Regions from separate parts of the Homo sapiens genome. Here region 2 is linked to region 1. Evidence: chromatin contacts called from ENCODE Hi-C data. All regions are on one chromosome and are shown on one strand. The core of a region is the stretch at or near the end of the contact, and the rest is flanking DNA. Distances in the headings are between cores, read along the strand shown. Region 1 holds the start of LINC01530 (long intergenic non-protein coding RNA 1530). Region 2 holds the start of ZNF805 (zinc finger protein 805).

Evidence for each region. A loop is a pair of places that touch in the nucleus more often than their neighbours do. Pooled maps may share reads with other maps.
Region 2: a pooled map shows a loop between it and region 1 (17-fold over the local background). The contact joins the promoter of ZNF805 here to the promoter of LINC01530 in region 1. A Hi-C loop is called at or near these places in 3 of 50 pooled maps.

Annotation. Positions count from the first base shown.
Region 1 is chr19:51,592,821-51,596,305 of GRCh38, forward strand. It overlaps LINC01530 (long intergenic non-protein coding RNA 1530), which reads right to left and starts at 1,560. Exons shown (of 2, transcript NR_034159.1): 1 at 1,129-1,560; 2 at 1-231. RefSeq lists enhancers at 4-639, 640-1,275, 1,276-1,911, 1,658-1,967, 2,178-2,227 and a silencer at 2,310-2,477.
Region 2 is chr19:57,238,677-57,242,161 of GRCh38, forward strand. ZNF805 (zinc finger protein 805) reads left to right here and starts at 1,956. Exons shown (of 4, transcript NM_001023563.4): 1 at 1,956-2,245. The coding sequence starts at 2,216. RefSeq lists enhancers at 1,554-1,773, 1,794-2,063 and a silencer at 2,184-2,253.

The DNA of each region.
Region 1 (3,485 bases), core at 310-2,809:
AGTGGGAGGGCTTCCCTGTGACCTTGGCCTCAGGGGCTCTTTCTGGCTTCCAGATAAGATACCCCTCAGCTTTGCACTGGGTCTCCTGAGGCTTGGAAGTTATGTCCACAGTGAGGTTGGTGTAGAGGGGCAGCCACTCTTTGGAGAGCAACCTGTAGCCCAGACAGTTGATGCCATCATCAGAGGATCCAGGGATCGGAGGATTGGCGGATCCGGGACAGAAGGCGAGGCCTGGAGGATGGGGAGGGGCAGCCATGTGAGCCTCAGGGAGGACCCAGAACCAACCACCCCACTTCCAACACTGATTCACCTCCAGGGCCTCTGCTTGTGGCCAGGATCTTCCCCCTCCAGCATATGGTAGCCTCTGAAAAGCAGGTGGGGCTGGGAGAGGAGCATCCCGCTTAGTTTCACCCTTCCAGAGACACAGGAAGGCATGGAGGCCAAACACCTGTCTCTGACAGGGTCCCCATGCCACAGCCCAGCCCTCCAGTCCAGGGTAGCCCATGTCCCCCTCAGCCCAGGGCGGCCCATACCTGCCTCATCATGTCAGGACCTGCAGCTCCTGCCTCCCACCTGGCAGTGATGTCATCCTCATCATCCCAACCCCACTACACGTTGGAGAAGCCATTTATCTTCAGGTAGTGAGTGGGGTGCAGGGCAAACACCCCTCCAAGGCACAAGCTAACGGCTTAATTGCTGTTGTTTCCCCATGTTCTGGCTTGCAGCACTTGTAACCTCTGGGCTCCTGCAGCCCTTAACATCTGATACCTTTACATTAAGATTTATCATCCTTATCTCTGGACCAGGCTGAATACACCTGTGTCCCGGTGCATCTGGCCAGCGGGTCAAAGGGCCTAGCACACAGATTAACAAATGAATGAGTTCCAGTTACCAAAGTTCAATCCTTGAGGTGGACAGAAGACGCCCAAGGCGTGTCTCCCATCACCCTTCACTCTCAATCCTCCTTATCAAGGGCCTCACGGGAATAGTGATAAGATCTCAGAATATACAGGAGGGAGCAGTTTCGGGAAGGGGGGCATTGGAAGGAAGTGGAGGGCTTGGATCTGGGGAGCAAGCGGGGAGAGTGCTCCGTTCCTTGGTTTTGGGATCTTGCCTTACGGGTCTCACCTGCCCTCCATCCTGGCTTCCACCTGGCAGGGTGTGTTTGTGTCAGAAAGACGATTGTGCGTAACTGTTCACCGCGTCCACGTCCCGAGAGTTGCGCACGCGTGGAGATCTGCAAAACGCTCCCTTTCAGCTCCGCGCATGCACAGAGACCCCACCCCGCAAGTCCTTGCCCTTCGGCCTGGGCAGGCGTCCACTCCCATGGCTGCAGGGCGCGCCGAAGAGCCCACTCTGCATCCCCGAGACGCGGCCCAATCCTAGGAATGTGCTTAGCGCAGGTGCTATCTTCCCTTTTCACATTCCCAATCTCTTTCTCCGCCCCCTCAAACTCTTGCCATACTCCCACAACAGCAGAAAATCTGAAAAAAAAGTCCATCCCATCTTTGCACTGACAGCAGTGCACAGCAGCTGGCAGAGAATTCTGGCACGGCTATTGTGCTTGCGCAGGCGCAGACGGGAAGCGGGCCGGACCGGCCTAGTACACTCTGGGAGGCGTGCGCAGAATGCGCAGCGCTGCCGCGAGGATCTCTGGGAACTGTAGGCCCAGTTTGTCCGAGAGCCGCAAGTGTTTCGGGACGACGCAACGCAGGGGCACCTGGGAGTCGTAGGCGGATGGGCCCAAAGCCTTCCGGGAGTCGTAGTCCTTCCGCCCGCTCCTCGTTTCTTTGGAGGTTGGCCCTTCCAGCTCCAGTTCTGCCCAGGTGAGCGCCCATCCCGCGGCCGGCCGGTCCTGGCCCTTTGTCGCGATGACGTGGCGGAGTTGAGGGTCTCTGTATTTCTCTCCCCCGCGTTCTGGTAGGCGTCCCTGGAAAGATGGCACCCTTTTCCGTGATCTCTCAATCCCTCTCTCCGGGTGGGAGTGCTCTAAGCAGCTGTTGTACCTGCTGACCCGCTTTGGATTCTGCGGCCCAGCCTGACACCTTCTCACTCTCGCCCTTCAACCTGGGTGCAGTGCGAGTGCACCCTCCTCTGTCCTGGTTACAACACAGAGTGGTCAGGGCTGGCCCAGGGGGTGCTCAGGAGGCTGTGGGAACACAGAGGAGGTGCTAGACCCAGCCCAGGGTTCAGGAAAGACCTTACAGAGCAAAGGACCTCAAATCTACCACATCCAAACGAAATCCCAGATTCCCTGTCCTAAACCTGCTCCTCTCACAATCTTTCTGCCTCCTCCCCACTAACTGTCCATCCAAGTGCTCAAGCCAAAATCTTGGAATGGTCGCCAGTGTTCTGTTTCTCTCATCCGCTTCCCTCCCGCAACCAAATCTTGTGTGAGTCTCATCGTCTCTATCTCCAGAAGAGGCCCAGAATCTAACCACTTCTCTCCACTTCCACTGTCTCCATTCTGCTCCGAGCTACCGTTACTCCTCACCTGCATCACTGCAGGGGCCTCCTCACTGTTCTGTTTCTTCCCTTGCCACACTCCACCCTCTATTCAGGCACAGTGCCAGGAAGCCTGTGGAAATATAAATCAGATCCTGTCACCAGTCACTACCCTGCCCCCCAGCTTAAAATCATCCAGTGGTTCCCATCTCAGAATAAAATCCAAGCTCCTTATCCTGCCAACCTCTAAGCTTCTGGTCCTTTCTGGTCGTCCTCAGTCACAACACACTTTCCAATGGGCTGAACACAGCCAGGCCCTGCCCTTCATGTCCTTTGCATTTGCTATTAACTCAATTTGGAGCATTCTTCCCACCCTGACCCAATATCTGTCTACTCATTTTGTTGGCCTCAGCTCAAAGGCCTCCAGCCACCCTAAAGAACCCCCTCCCTGTTCCCCCCCCCCCAGTCATACCACCAAAGATAATTCCCTCGTATTTGGAAAGCATCTTAGTCATTTACTTCCTTATCCATGGCCTGGTTCCTCCATTAGAACATCAGTGCCCTGACAGCTGCAACCTTTCCTATCTTGCTCACTGCTGTGTCCCAGTACCTAGAGCATGCTGGGTACATAGGCGGCACTCAGTGGGTATTTGTTAAATGAATGAATGAAAGTTTGAGCTGAGACTTGAAGGTAAGAGTTAGGTCTACCACAGTGTTTAGGGAAGTGTCTTGCGCAATGAGATCAGCCTGGCCAAAGATGCAAGGGGTTGAAAAACCAATGGGAAGTTCATCTGGCTGAGGTGAGTAGGTAACTAAAACAGGGATGCAACTGGATCTGATAAGGACCTCAGGAAGTGAACCCCAGTACTAGGTGACTGCAGATTCAGAGGTTGAAAAAGCTGAGTTGTCTTCCATAGAGAAGCTGGGTGAAAGGTGGTGTTGCTTCCGGGAGACGGGGAGCTTGGTTAGGTAAGTTTCTGCCTTGGGGTGTGAGAGCTGGTCAGTTGGGCACTGAGATATGAGAGGCCTAGATGGGATCT
Region 2 (3,485 bases), core at 706-3,205, 5.6 Mb after region 1:
GTCCAGTATCATAACTTGAAATAACAGTGTTTGCCAAAAACTTCCAGATTTTTATGTCCAGGCACAACTTCTCTCCCAATATTCAGTCAGAGATTGAACTGCTGTGACACAGACACTCTGTGGTCATACAGACATTTCAAACTGATCATGCTTAAAGTTGGAGTCATGAGCTCACCCAGTCCAAGACTCCCCACGTTAAGGAATGTCAAATCTACTCTACCAGGGCTCTCAGCCAATACCTAAAGCAAAAGTTGCTGGACCATGTGAAGACCAAGCTTGGCCAAAGAAGGCCCAAGAGAGACAATGCATTTGCAACATGTCCCAGCTGGACAGGGTCTTGCTCTATTGCCCAGACTGGAGTGCAGTGGTGCAATTACAGGTCATTGCAGCCTCGACCTCCTGGGCTCAAGAGATCCTCCCATCTCAGCCTCCTGAGTAACTGGAATTACAGGGGTGTGCCACAATGCTCAGCTAATTAAAAATTTTTTTTGAGTAGGCTGGATGCTGTGGCTCATGCCTGTAATCCCAGCACTTTGGGAGGCCAAGGTGAGTGGATCACTTGAGCACAGGAGTTCAAGACCAGCCTGGGCAGCATGGTGAAACTGACTACAAAAACTACAAAACAAAACAAAAAAACCCTCAATTTGCTGGGCGTGGTGGTGCGTGCCTGCAGTCCCAGCTACTTGGGTGGCTGAGGTGGGAGGATCACTTGAACCCTGGAGTTTGAGGCTGCAGTGAGCTGTGATCGCGCCACTGCACTATGGCCTGAGCAACAGAGCGAGACCCTGTCTCAAAAAATATATATATAAATATATATATAAATATATATGTGCATATATATACGTATATATACATATGTATATATACGTATATATGTATATATGTATATATAAATATATGTATATATAAGTAGAGAGAGAGAGAGAGAGAGAGACGGAGTCTCACTCTGTCGCCCAGGCTGGAGTGCAGTGGCGCGATCTCGGCTCACTGCAAGTTCCGCCTCCCGGGTTCACATCATTCTCCTGCCTCAGCCTCCCGAGTAGCTGGGACTACAGGCGCCAGCCACCACGCCCGGCTAATTTTTTGCATTTTTAGTAAAGACGGGGTTTCATCGTGTTAGCCAGGATGGTCTCGATCTCCTGATCTCGTGATCTACCCGCCTCGGCCTCCCAAAGTGCTGGGATTACAGGCGTGAGCCACCGCGCTCTATTTTTTTTCTTTTCTTTTTCTTTTTTTTTTTTTTTTGGTACCAATGAGGTCTCGCTCTGTCGCCCAGACTGTTCTCAAACTCCTGTCCTCAAGCGATCCTCCTGCCACAGACTTCTGGGACCACAGGTGTGCGCCAGCACACTCAGCTTATTTTAAAAAAATTTTTTTTTTTTTTGGTAGTCTCCCTATGTTGCTCAAGCTGGTCTTGAGCTCCTGGGCTCAAGCGATCCGCCCCCCTTGGCCTCCCAATGCGCTGGGATCCCAGGCCTGAGGCATCGCGCCGCCCGACGTCCCCCTTTGGTTACTCTGACTGCCCGCTGATCTGTATAAGAGGATCCGGAGGGGAAATAATGCAAGGTGGAAGTCAGAGTCCGGAGCCTGGTCCAGGGTCTCTGCACTGGCCCTGACCCTGGCAAATGTCCCTGACTCCTGGGGCTCGATTTCCTCCGGCCAAGAATGGACGGTCTCGCGCTTGGTCCCTGGCCTCCGAGTTGTGCCCCCAGGACAGAGGCAGGTCTGAGCCGGGCTGTAGGCCCGCTGCGACTTTTACACCGAGGCCTGCCGGCTCAGGATCTGTCCCCTTTGCAGGTGGTTTGTAGAGAAAAACTACATTAACTACAAGGCATTGCCAGGTGCGACGGCGGGCCCTGGGGCCAATGATGGTCCAGGACAGGGGCGTTTCCTGTGGGTTGCGAAGCTTGGGGCGGGACTTCCGGCATTTGGATGGGACGTAATTTGGGAGCGACGGTTCCGTCCACGCCGGCTCTAGGGAGGGGGCGGTGTTCCGTGGCCGCCTCCCTGGCGGCGCTGGGGAAATGAGCAGGTAGGAGGCCGACAGCGACCTCCGCGTCTCGGAGCGAACCGTGAGCCTCCCCGTAACGAGAGAGTTTGACTGTCAGCCAAGGTCACCGGGCCCGGCGCAGGGAAGGGGTGGGGCTCGGCTGAGCCCGCGAGACCCGCCCTGCTCGCCGCAGCCCCCGCCCCGCTAGGGCCACAGGGTCCCGGTATGGCGATGGCTTTGACGGACCCGGCGCAGGTGAGTGGACAAGGTTTCGGCCTTGCTGCTTTTCTGCTAGTTCGGGGAAGCCTCCTGGGCAGGCCGGAAGCCAAGACAGCCACAGGATTCCTCTTTGTAGTTTTGTTTGTTTACGAAACGTGGAGCAGGCTCGTCACTTAGTTTATCTCCTGTCGTGGTAGTACCTGAGAGACTGAATATTGAAGCGGACAGTAGGCAGACTATACATCGATTATAGGGCTGTGACGTACAATTTTTTTGTAGCAACCTGCCCAGGAAACCAGCCTCCTGTTCTGCAATAAACTACTCTGGAAGCCAGTCTGCCTTAAGTTAGTCTTGCAAGGAGCTAGATTACTCTCTGGTGACATTTCAGGAGGCTAAACGGTAACTCCTGGAACAGTAGGCCCCAAATAGGACTTGATTTGTAACTGACTGTTCTAATTTTTGCCTCCGCCTCCAAAAGAGGACCAAGCAGAGAAAGCCATACGTGCTCAGCCTAACCAATCACATACGATGCCCCACTTCTAGTTAGCCCTTCTGCAGCTTTCCACTGCTAAAGTGTCAGGCCTCTGAAAGCTGCTTAATAATTGCTTGAAGGATGGATGAAGTTCCACTCCAGGGACTCCCGTCACACACATCATCCGAACTCAGCCTTGGCCTGCAAGTCCCTACCCGGTCCACTATGGCTGACCACCTCTGTCCTTGTTTCCTTCCTTTCCTCCCTGGCTCAGCGCTTCAGACACAGGTCCACTATGGCTGACCACCTCTGTCCTTGTTTCCTTCCTTTCCTCCCTGGCTCAGCCCTTCAGACATATCAATCTGATCACGCAGAGTTCTTTCCTACCCCTCAGCCTTCACCTTTACAGTTCATTCAGCCTCAGACACTATCCTCAGATCTCTGCAAGACCCTTTCACATCTTGTTGGCTCTGCTCAAATGTCACTTCTTTAAAGCGGCCTTTCATGGCAGTTCAGACTAAAGTAGTCCCCTTCTCACCTGCCCTTGGTCTAGCGTTTTTGTATAGAGAATCTGGCAAAGTTTTAGACACCTACTGAGTTGAGGTCTTAAAGGATTTTGTGGGGACAAAGAGCATAAATAATAACACAAGAACTGTAACGGTTGGCCTTCATTGAGTCCTTGATGTGAACTGAGAAATGGGCATTATTTATCATCTCATTTAATCCTGATCTCCTTAAAGTGACATTCTATTATAAACACTGCTGTACACAAGAGGAGGTCAAGACTCCGACCTGTTTAGTTAC